Linked DNA regions of Homo sapiens: regions 1 and 2 are each linked to region 3. A link is a contact called in ENCODE Hi-C or POLR2A ChIA-PET data. All regions are on one chromosome and are shown on one strand. Each heading gives the region's core, a stretch centred on a gene start or an enhancer-like site at or near the end of the contact. The rest is flanking DNA. Distances are from core to core; before and after follow the strand shown. Region 1 has its middle 53 kb from the start of CD28. Region 2 has its middle 35 kb from the start of CD28. Region 3 has its middle 64 kb from the start of CTLA4.

Region 1 (3,952 bases), core at 906-3,405, 45 kb after region 3:
GAATCTACACAAAGGTATCAGCTCAGAAGCTCCAGAGCAGGTGAGCAGCATTCAGAGGGCGTCTGAGATGAGGTACTGTCAGGTTGAAACTGCATGAAGCTGCTTGCCTCAATAGAAGGAGCAAAAAGAGACAGGCAAGGTTGAGATTTGCAGTGATACGTAAGAGATGTCCAAGGCATATAGTCAACTCTTCATCCTACTTCATCTTACTTCAATTACTTCATCCTACTATGTAAGAAGGAAGTGCCAGTTCTACTGCACTCTCCTGCCTTTCCTGTGTAGGTGGAAGGGAAATAGGCAGTATAAATTAAAGCAAGGAATCATCATTTCCCCACACTGCTCTCTTAGGAAGTTTGGAAGTGGAGTTAAGAAGTTGTTTCTGTCCCTTTTAGAAGAAATGTGTTGTTAACCAAGGCCCTGATGTTAGATAGGGGAATACCTTTGGGAACCATGTACCCATTAGTAGACCAGGCCTCTTTCCCTAACACTTTGACCTGGGGTAAGGAATTTGAGGACAATACGCACTATTGCCATATTTTAAACAGATGACGCCTCTTGAGCCCAACCAAAGCCCTTTATTCTTGCTTTCAACATACATCTCTTGCCATTTTGGAATGAAACAGAGAGGAGCTTCAACTGTTTTAATTTGGTTCTCCTGAGAAATCAAGTCATTGGTCTTTATTCTATACCTCTGGGCCTCATAAAATGAAACTCACTTATCTCTCTTCTACACAGAAGGCTTTCAAGACTGAAAACAAATTCACAAACATTATATCCAAGTGTCTCGTTGATGTTTGACATCACAGATGCACAACAACTAACTGAATTTTTTTGTTTGTTTGAACAGAAATGACGTTAGATTTGTGTATCTTTCTGTGGATTGATTCAACATGAGAATGGATTCAAAAATACACATTCCTTCACAGTGCATGGTTTTAACATCATATCAAGGAAAGGGACACTGAAGAAGGTAATAAAGACTGTCTTGAATCACTGACATCACCCCTCCCCCATAGCCTGGCAGCAGCAGAGAGAAAATGTGTGTGCTTGGAGGAGAAAGAGTGCAGTGATTGCAGGACTTTACGTTGGAACTCAGTACTGTCCTGCCACAGCAGAAAGCAACACAGGGCAGAATTCAGCCAGAACCCACAGAGGGAGCATCTAGACCAACCCTAGCCAGAGGAGAATTGCCCATCCCAGTGGTCAGAACCTGAGTTCCAGCAAGCCCCACCACTTCAGGCTAAAGTACTCTGGGGTCCTAAATAAACTTGAAAGGTAGTCTAGGCCACAAGGACTGTAATTCCTAAGCAACTACTGATGCCATGTGGCTTGAAACCAGTGGACTTGGGGGGCATGCGACATAGTGAGACACCAGCCAGAGCAGCCAAGAGAGTGTTTGCATCACCCCTCCCCAGCCCAAGGCAGCACAGCTCGCAGCTCCAGGAGAGGCTCCTTCCTTCTGTTTGAGGAGAGGAGTGGGGAGCGTGAAGAGGACCTTTTCTTGCAACTTGGATACCAACTCACCCACAGTAGGTTAGGGCACCAGGCAGAGTCCTGAGGCCCCCATTCCAGGCACTAGCTCCTGAAAAACATTTCTAGACACATTTAGGTCCAGAAGGGAACCTGCTGCCTTGAAGGAAAGGACCCAGTCCTGGCAGGATTAATCACCTGCTGACTAAAGAGCCCTTTGGCCTTGAATAAATATCAGTGGTAGCCAGGCAGTACTTGCCACAGGCCTTGGGTGAGACTCAGAGCCATGCTGGCTTCTGCTGTGACTCAGTGCATTCCAAGCTGTGGTGGCCTCAGGGAGAGACTCCTTCTGCTCGAGGAAAGGAGAGGGAAAATTAAAGGGGACTTTGTTTTGCAGCTTGGGGACCAGCTCAGCTACAGTAGGGTAGAGCACTGAGCAGGCTCTTGGGGTCCCAGATTCCAGGCCTTGGTTCCTGGAAGGCATTTCTAGACCTGCCCCAGGCTAGAGGGGAGCCCACTGCCCTGAAAGGAGAGACCCAAGCATGGCAGCACTCACCACAAGCTGACTGAAAAGCCCTTGGGCTTTGTGTGAACTTCAGCCATAGCCTGACAGTATTTGTCATGGGCCTAGGGCAGTGGTGGACAGGGAGAGAAACTCCTTCTGCATAAGGAAAGGAAAAGGAAGAGTGGGAAAGACTTTATCTTGTGGCTTGGGTGTCAGCTCAGCTGCAGGAGGATAGAGCACCAAGTACATTCCTCAGGTTCCTGACTCCAGGCCCTGGCTGCCCGATGGCATTTCTGGACCTGCCCTGGGCCAGGGGAAGCTCACCTCCCTGAAGAAAAAGACACAAGCCTGGATGGATTCACCACCTGCTGACTGAAGAGCCCTTGGCCTTGAGTGAACATTTGCAGTAGCCAGGCAGTAGTCACTGCAGGCCTTGCGTAAGACTCAGTGTGCTGTGCTACACTTTGAGTCTGACTCAGTGTAGCCCAGTGCTGATGGCCACAACGGTGCTTGTGCCACCCCTCCCCCAATTCCAGGAAGCTCAGCATGGACAATGGGACTTCATTTGTTTAGGGGAAAGTAAGGGAAGAGAACAAGAATCTCTGCCTGGTAATCTAGGGATTCTCCTGGATCTTATCTAAGGCCACCAAGATGGTACCTGTATGAATCTGCAAGAGTCACGGCATTACTGGGCTTATGGTGCCTGCTAATGCAGGTATGGTTATAGTGATCAAAGATTTAAATCACAACACTCAATTTTCTTTGAATACTTGGAAAGCCTTCCCAAAAAGGACAGGTACAAACAAGCCCAGACTGTGAAAACTACAATAAATACCGAACTCCTCAATGCCCAAACAATGATAAATTTCCACAAGCATCAAGACCATCCAAGAAAACATGACCACTCCAAATCAACTAAATCAGGCACCAGTGGACCAATCCCGGAGTGACAGAAATATGTGACCTTTCAGATAGATAATTCAAAATATGTGTTTTGGGGAAGCTCAGTGAAATTCATGAAAACATAAAGAAGGAATTCAAAATCCTATCAGATAAATTTAACAAGGAGATTGAAATAATTTTTAAAAATCCAGGCCAGGCGTGGTGGCTCACGCCTGTAATCCCAGCACTTTGGGAGGTCAAGGCGGGTGGATCACGAGGTCAGGAGATCGAGACCATCCTGGCTAACATGGTGAAACCCCGTCTCTACTAAAAAATACAAAAAAATTAGCTGGGCGTGGTGGCAGGCACATGTAATCCCAGCTACTGAGGAGGCTGAGACAGGAGAATGGCATGAACCCGGGAGGCGAAGCTTGCAGTGAGCCGAGATTGCGCCACTGCACTCCAGCCTGGGGCCACAGAGCAAGACTCCGTCTCAAAAAAAAAAAAAAATCCAGTAGAAATTCTGGAGCTGAAAAATACAGTTGACATATTAAGGAATGCATCAGTCTTTCAACAGCAGAATTGATCAAGCAGAAGAAAGAATTCATGAGCTTGAAGATAGGCTACTTGAAAATACACAGTGAGAGGAGAAAACAGAATGAAGCACACCTACAAGATCTAGAAAACAGCTTTGGAAGGGCAAATCTAAGAGTTATTGGCCTTAAAGAAGAGATAGAGATAGAGATTGGAGTAGAAAATTTATTCAAAGGGATAAAAAAAAAAGAGAACTTTCCAAACCTAGAGAAATATATCAATATTCAAGTACAAGAGGATTATAGAACACCAAGCAGATTTAACCCAAATGAGACTATTTCAAGACATTTAATAATCAAACTCCCAAAGGTCAAGGATAAAGAAAGTATCCCAAAAGCAGCAAGAAATAAATTGCATATAATGGAGCTTCAATATGTCTGGCAGCAGACTCTTCAGTGTAAAACATACAGGCCAGGATAGAGTGGCATGACATATTTAAAATGCTGAAAGAAAAAAACTTTTATCCTAGAATAGTATATCTGGTGGAAATATCCTTCAAAC
Region 2 (3,858 bases), core at 1,010-3,509, 63 kb after region 3:
AAAGCTGTTCACCCCAACTCAGAACTGGAACACCATGTGTAAAGTCAGGAAAATTCATTCTGCCAGAAGCTTTTTTTCATTACTGACATCCTAGACTGTTGGTACAATAATCTTAATCATCTGACCTTTTAGAGGCAATTTCCTGATCTTGGCTGGACAGACCAGTCTAAATGCTCCATTTGGCCCTATTTTTAAATTGCCCAGATGGTGTGACTGGGTGTGTGGCTTAGGGTGCCCCCATATGCTGGGCTGCTTCCAGGAACGATTTGTACCTTGGGTATAACAAGACTGGAGTGAGGAATGGGGGCAAGGGATGGTAAGGGTTAGGTCGGTGCCTTTCTGATCTGAGTAATACTGATTTCATCAGCTACTTGTGAAATGCTGAGCCTTAATGTAGATTCATGAGGGGTTACTCTTGGCCACTCATAAATGGCAGCCAAATGCAGACTGGAAACATGAGATAGGTAGAAAGTAGGAGGCCAATTCTGAGACAGCTGCTTCTGATCTCTACCCACCCAGAGTTGGATTTGGATGTACTACATAGGGAAGAATTAGCAGGGAAGTCAAGCCTGTTCATCACATTGGACACAGACCATTTTCTGCCCCCTTCCTTCTGTGCATTTGTTTCCTGGCCGGGCGCGGTGGCTCATGCCTATAATCCCAGCACTTTGGGAGGCCAAGGTGGGCGGATCACGAGGTCAGGAGATCGAGACCATCCTGGCTAACATGGTGAAACCCTGTCTCTACTAAAAATACAAAAAATTAGCCAGGCGTGGTGGTGGGTGGCGGATGCCTGTAGTCCCATCTACTCGGGAGGCTGAGGCAGGAGAATGGCATGAACCAGGAGGCAGAGCTTGCAGTGAGCGGAGATAGTGCCACTGCACTCCAGCCTGGGCGATAGATCGAGACTCCATCTCAAAAAAAAAAAAAAGAAAGAAAGAAATTTGTTTCCTTGGAGATTACAAGGATGTGATGCCTAGAAAAGAGGGAAAAGAGTAGAAAGGACTTGAGAAAAGAGTAACAAGAGCTCCCAAGATGTTTAGGCTTTCATCAATAATATAGGCCAGGCACAGTGGCTCATGCCTGTAATCCCAACACTTTGGGAGGCCGTGGTGGGTGGATCACTTGAGGCCAGGCGTTCGAGACCAGCCTCGCCAACATGGTGAAACCCCATCTCTACTAAAAATAAAAATAAAAAATAAAAAAATTAGCCGGGAGTGGTGGCGTGTGCCTATCATCCCAGCTACTGAGGAGACTGAGGCATGAGAATCGCTTGACCCCGAGAGGCAGAGGATGTAGTGAGCTGAGATCATGCTACTGTACTCCAGCCTGGGTGACAGAGCAAGACTCTGTCAAAATTAATAATAATAATATACAGAAGACTCTGTCTTCCTGAAACAGCTTCTCATTCCCTTTGCTTATAACTTCCCATTTCTTCTACCTCAAATGGCTTTCCTTAGATGAAAGCTCTTCCTTCTTCTTTATTGATCCATGTCCTTCTTTCAAAAGAGATGCTTGACTCTCAGCACTCCCAAGAAGCCTTTACACACATTCAAACCAATTCCTTCTGGCCCTAAAAATGTAGAAGGTGGCTGGAACTCAAAAATAAGCCTATAGCTAAGGTTGCAGCTTAGATCTAAGTCAAGGATCAGCAAACCGTAGCCCATAAGCCATGTCCAGCCCACTACCTGCCTTTGTACAGCCCATGAACTAAAAATGGATTTTCCATCTATAAATGGTTGGGGGAAAAAAACAAAGGAAAAGTAATATTGCATGACATGAAAATCACACGAACTTCACATATCAATATCCATAAATAAAGGTTTATTGGAATGCAGCCATGCTTATTTGTTTATATATTGTTTATGGCTGCTTTCACACTACAGTGGCAAAACTTATTATCTATAAGAGACAGTATAGTCACAAAGCCTAAAATATTTACTATCTGGCCCTTAACAGAAAAAAATTTGCTGATTCCTGATCTATGACATTGAAAGAGTTAGAGATGTTAAATAGGAACATGTCAAAGAAATGAATTTCAGGCAAACCAACAAAGGCTATCAAGTAGCCACATTAAGATCTAAGTCCCAAAATCAAGACTAAGTGGTTACCCCTAGAAGCAGGATATAGGGGGCAGGAAAAGAAAAAAAAAACTGAAGTAATATACAAAGCAGACACTCTACACTTCGGAAGTGTGGAGGTAATATCTGTGCTGCACACTGCCACATCCCTGTACCTAGCCCACATCTTAGTGCTGGGCAGGTGCCCATTAACTAGTTCTAGAATGAATGAAGTAGAAGAGAGGAAGGAGAAACATAAAGCAAATGAAACAAGCATTGCATAGGGTTGGGGATAAAAGAGGGTCCCCAACAACCACCTGAAGTTTGTCTTCCCTGTGTAATATGTCACAGGTTCTCAAAAGTTAGCAGAAACCTCCATTTGGGAAGCTAAGTGTGTGCCCAAGAGACTGAAGAAATGACTAAATAACTATGGTAACTACCCCGATGCCCATTCAAGGTCACCTTTTCCACCCCTTCCTCAGTCACCAGATGCAAATATATTTAGTCCAGAGAATAAATTCAGACGAGATTAGCAAGGGGAAGGAAATCACATATAAAGCTCATGAAATAAACAGCGCCACTTGTCACTGCTGATCTTTGATTAACTGGCTCTTCTTTCCGAAACAGGGCCTCCTTTTCTTCTTTTTCTCTCTCTGTCTTTCTCTTTGTTTTCAGGTGACACCCACACATATCCTTCAGTGTTGGCAGAGATGCTCACTCAGATAACAACTGGAGTTCATGCTGCACATTTTCATCTTCGTGTGTCATCATCACCATGTAAAACCACAACTATAGGAAAACAAAGCTGTTTGCTGCTCTTCTTCTCAACTGACATTTCCACCCAGCTCATGATTTGTTCTTTGGAGCCAGAGGAGAGTTTCAATTTATCACTGAGATAGCTCTGCCTGATGAAGTGAGAGTAAAATCCAGTCCACTTCCACCCTGAAATCCATTCACCTTTCTTCAACTTTTTGTCCCTTCAAATTCCTAGCATTCAAGGGTCTTTCACAGAGTTTCAACAGGCAAATCAGATAGGAAAATGAGCTTCGGGAAGCACACATTCTGGCCCTGAGAGTTGCACCAAGAATGAGGTCAGCTTTGAAGAGCTGATATATTCTTTGATCACCTCAAGCAATTTATCATCTCAAGCAATTTTCAAGTGTTGGGCCCGGTGTCAACACCCTGAAATGAACAAAAGTCACTCTGAGAAATTGTGTGACCTTCTGCTCTGGACAGTGGCCTAGGTTTCCAAGTGCTAGGATCCTGTGAATCTTCAAAGAGAAAGCACATATTTCTTCTGGGTTGCCAAATCAGAGAAAGCTGAGAGGCCCCACCATTCACATGTGTTCTTGAAGGGGTATGATCCCAGTTCACTGCAGCCTCAGCCTCCTAAGTAGCTGGGACTACAGGCCTGCACCATCACGTCTGGCTAATTTTTTTTTTTAATACAGACAGGGTCTCCCTATGTTGTTCAAGCTGGTCTTGAACTCCTAGACTCAAGTGATCCTCCTGCATTAGCCTCCCAAAGTGCTGACATTACAGGCATGAGTGACCGTGCCCAGCCCCAAACTTTCTTATGAGCACCACTGTCAAAAAGTCAAGAGTTAGGCCTCAGTTTAGGAAACACAGACAGACATTAGAAGCAAAGTTACCAGACAAGGTTCTGGTCTGCTTTCCAGACCATCCCATTTGCTGCTGCATAGTGTGATGGTTAGGTCCCCATTACAATGAATCCAGAAGCTTCTTTAATTTTTTCTCACCTATCCATTATCTCTGATACCGACAAGATGGGAGAGAA
Region 3 (3,821 bases), core at 391-2,890:
GAGCTGAGATCATGTCATTGTAGTTATTGTAACTATATTCCATATGTTCAAGAAGGTGGAGGAAAGATTAAGCACATTAAAAAGAGACATGAGATCTATTTAAATGACCCAAATAGAACTTCTGGAAATGAAAACTACAACACCTGAAAAAAATACACTGGGTAGGATAAACAGTGGATTCAACACCAAATAAAATAATATTAGTGAACTTGACGGCATAGCCATAGGAACCATGCATAATAAAACTCCTGGAGAAAACACACTGAAAAATGAAGAGAACATCAGACACCTTTAAGCAGTCCAATACACATATAATTGGAGTATTGCAGTCCAATTATATATTATTTTCCTGTTGGAAAATGTGAAGACAGAAAAAATTTTTAAATTAATTTTTTTAGATGTAAATTTGTCTAAAGATATAAACTCACAGATTTGAAGCTCAACCAACACCAAGCTTAGGAAACAAGAAGAAAATTTCATGAAGGCATAATGTTATCAAATTGCTTAAAATAAAGAGAAAATCTTCAAAGCAACCAGAGGAAAAAACCATAAAGTTGTGTTGTCTCCCCCAGATTGTGAAATGTTCAATTCCACACACCCTGGCCTTGGGAAACCACGGGAGGTAGAGCTTGGGACCTGTGGACCTAGAGAACATGGCTTTGCTTTCCAAGTAGAGTTCGGAATGCAAACAATATTTAATATGAACTATAAATATTTTTTCTCATTTATTAATGTTTCCCTTTAGCAGGGCAGGAACTAGCATGAGTTGATGTATCAGGTACAAATTTTAAGGAGCACTAAAAAATTAATCAAATAACATTTTCGTGTAATATTTTAAAGAATTAAAATGAATGCAAGAAAATCATTATCAAAATATCACATTTTTAATGAAGACAGGATCTGACCCTGTGCTTGCATGACTCACTTCCTTCTCCTTGGTCCAAGTCCTACTCTTTAGAAAGAGACCTGACATATCTTTAGGGCAATTTCTTCTTATCTCCCCCACGCACTGCCCATAGTAACTCCAGTCCTCCACCCACTCATCACTGATTTCATTTTGGTGCCAAGACAAGAAACCTTAAGGCCATCTCCTTCTTTCTTTTTTTTTCTTTTTTGAGATGGGGTATCACTATGTTGCCCAGTCTGGTTTCAAACTCCTGGGTTCAAGTGATCCTCCTGCCTCAGCTTCCCAATGTGCTGAGATTACAGGGATGAGTTGCCACACCTGGTCTTTCTTATTAGTTCGTATTTTCTTCATGTTTCTCCCTTCTAGAGTCACAAGAGAATTATCCTCTTCAAGTACAAATTATATTCCTAAAATGTTTGCCTCTGTACTAGAAAGGGTTATCAAGGAATTGGAGTCTTTTAACAGCGGGTTTCTAATCAAATGGATAAAGAGCAAACAAAAATAAACGCCAAGCTTTACTTACTAGCAAAAAGTGGAGTTTTTTAATTCATTGACAGATTTTGTGTGTGTGTTTTAATAGGGCTATTGTGTTGCTATGGTTGCAAGCTTGCATTGGTACTTTCACTAGGAGACGATGTGGTCTGAACATTCCTCCCACTTTTCACATCTGCCCACGTGTTCCACACAGGGATTTGGTAACCTGGCTTCTAGCCCTAGCCTCCTCTGCCACCCCAGGGAGTGCAAATTTTTCAGCCCTTTCTCAGAAAATCTGAATTCCTCTGAGATGTGGTAAAGTTAAACCCTGGCTCCTGCTCAGAATGCAGATTGTCAAACCACAGAATGTTGATCAGCTTCCTGTGTGAGCCTCGATAAATTTTTACCTCTTTGGCATGATATTTATACATGAGATCGCTATGAGATAATTAATTTAATAATGACCTCTTCAAAATGAATTTAGAAATTAATCACTAGAGAAGATATAGAGCTTAAAAATTCTGGGTGTTTTTCTTAAAGCAATCGTTACGAAACATTTTGCAAACTAAGAATGACCTCTTAATGATTCTTCTAAGTTCTAGATATTCATATATCTTTTCTCTTGTCTCTTTTCCTCTCCCTGCTCCTTTTTCTCATCTTTTCTTCTCGTCTCCTTACCAATTTTTCTTACAACACTTACACCCATCGTCCAAGCTTGCCTCTCTGAAATTTGATTCTCAAATCTGATCACAGATGTCTCCTAAGAAGTAAAGAGGCAGTGGGGACAATGGTCCCAAGTATTGTGTCTTCTGGGGACCTGCCCAGTGGTGGCAACTGAAACTGGTTGTCCTCAAGCTTGGGAAGAACTTCTAACCAAGACCTTGGTTCAGGCCCTTATCATTTTTTAGTGGCCTCTGTTCCTGCATCCCTTTTCTAGCTTTTCTCCATACTCCAAACTGAGTGATCCTTCTAAACTGCAATTCCACCTGCATGGCTTGAAATCCTCTAGCGGTTCCCCAATGTCAATTAGATGAGGTCCAAGCTCCATAAAATAGCATTTGAGGCCTTTAGTGATCTGGATCTTCCTCCCACCCTGACCTTGTCTCTCAGGGTTCATGCTCCTCCCTATCCCTAATCTCCCCTTCCCCTGCCTCCCATACACACACACAGACACACAGACACACACACACACACACACACAGCCACACCAAACACACTCCTTACCCAGCCACACTAAACTCTGTATCTCCCAGTCCCCGCAATGCACCATGTTTTCTTATGCCACCATATAAGGTTTTCTCAGCCTAGACTCCCCATTCTATAAAATTATGATATAGTTTCAAGACTAATCTTTTATCTTTGAAGAGTGTTCATAGCACTCTGTCTCATTCCTTTCATTGTCTCTGTTTTTTGTAGCCAAATATATTTATAACTGTTCTGACTATGAATTAGAATTCTCTGCAATGTAATTTCATGGTATTAGGTGCCAGCAGGAAACTGAACACTAAAGTCAGTGATCCACATGTCTGAAAATGTTTGAATGCTTAACACTATGTAGCTCTGGTTTAAAAAGAAATGAGTCATTTGTGGGTCCTTGGGTTGCCACTCTCTGAAATCTCCAAGTACTTTCAAACACGCACATTCTCACATTCACTGGCCTTCCTCGGCTCCCACGTGGCATCACTCACATTCTGATGCTCTGCACAAGATGCTTTTTATATGCAAAAGCAGCAGAAATTCGGGTTGCCTGAGCCATTGGCAAGTGTATAGTGGTTTGAATGCTCCCTGACACAAGTCCACCACTCTCCTGAGCACTCCTGAGTGGTGACCACAGGGCTGTTCTAATCCAACTATGTGAGAAGAGCTGTGGTGGAATGGACAGAGCATGAGACTGCAGGTGACGAGACCTGAATGCAAATTCCCACTCTATACCTCTGCTTCTATCATGTGGCCTCAAGCAAGTCATTTCCCCTCTGTGTGTCTCAATTATCTCATCTAAGACCAGTGAGTTGGGCAATATCAATATTTTTCAACTGGAACCATAGACTGCCTGCATCAGAATCACCAGGGCTGCTTTTTGGCAGTGTCGACACCTCAGCCCCTCTCCTGACCTAGTGAATCACATTCTTTAGCCGAGGAATGAGAAGAGAGTTTAGAGAATAGGAGAGATCCAGAGTCAACATTTCTAATAGCTTCTAAAGTAACTCTTGTGGTTACCAAAATCTGGGACCCACTGAAATAGATGATCTCTTAAGCCAGGCTGTCTACCAGGCTCTTGCCACACAGTGCTAACTTTCTATCTGTTGTGAGATGTACCACAAATAAAAAAAATTATGAATGATTTTTCTAAAATATTATAATTTAGAATTGTATTTAGAATATAAAATTTAGAATTGTATTTAAATTTAATTACAGGGGATTCAATGTAATCACTATAAAT

Evidence for each region. A loop is a pair of places that touch in the nucleus more often than their neighbours do. ChIA-PET counts read pairs that join two places held with the same protein, here RNA polymerase II (POLR2A). Pooled maps may share reads with other maps.
Region 1: a loop to region 3 is called in a map of psoas muscle, with 2.0 times the contacts of the local background. The contact joins two enhancer-like sites. A Hi-C loop is called at or near these places in 3 of 168 maps with a recorded cell type or tissue (PC-9, mammary epithelial cell and psoas muscle), 1 of 37 single-sample maps with no recorded cell type and 13 of 50 pooled maps. POLR2A ChIA-PET finds 5 or more read pairs at or near these places in 9 of 52 experiments (CD4-positive, alpha-beta T cell, MCF 10A, activated CD4-positive, alpha-beta T cell and 5 more).
Region 2: a loop to region 3 is called in a map of CD4-positive, alpha-beta T cell, with 2.1 times the contacts of the local background. The contact joins two enhancer-like sites. A Hi-C loop is called at or near these places in 11 of 168 maps with a recorded cell type or tissue (CD4-positive, alpha-beta T cell, CD8-positive, alpha-beta T cell, Jurkat and 6 more), 3 of 37 single-sample maps with no recorded cell type and 18 of 50 pooled maps. POLR2A ChIA-PET finds 5 or more read pairs at or near these places in 20 of 52 experiments (A549, CD4-positive, alpha-beta T cell, CD4-positive, alpha-beta memory T cell and 12 more).

What each region holds. Positions count from the first base shown.
Region 1 is chr2:203,757,639-203,761,590 of GRCh38, reverse strand. No RefSeq gene overlaps it. Among named protein-coding and RNA genes, the nearest start is that of CD28, 53 kb to the right of the region's middle. Within about 2 kb of position 2,155, at least 3 of the 41 ENCODE cell types and tissues checked have a DNase peak (open chromatin) inside an H3K27ac peak, as active enhancers do; they include mammary epithelial cell, where a contact is called at or near this core.
Region 2 is chr2:203,740,137-203,743,994 of GRCh38, reverse strand. No RefSeq gene overlaps it. Among named protein-coding and RNA genes, the nearest start is that of CD28, 35 kb to the right of the region's middle. Within about 2 kb of position 2,259, at least 4 of the 41 ENCODE cell types and tissues checked have a DNase peak (open chromatin) inside an H3K27ac peak, as active enhancers do; they include CD4-positive, alpha-beta T cell and CD8-positive, alpha-beta T cell, where a contact is called at or near this core.
Region 3 is chr2:203,802,115-203,805,935 of GRCh38, reverse strand. No RefSeq gene overlaps it. Among named protein-coding and RNA genes, the nearest start is that of CTLA4, 64 kb to the left of the region's middle. Within about 2 kb of position 1,640, at least 6 of the 41 ENCODE cell types and tissues checked have a DNase peak (open chromatin) inside an H3K27ac peak, as active enhancers do; they include CD4-positive, alpha-beta T cell, CD8-positive, alpha-beta T cell and mammary epithelial cell, where a contact is called at or near this core.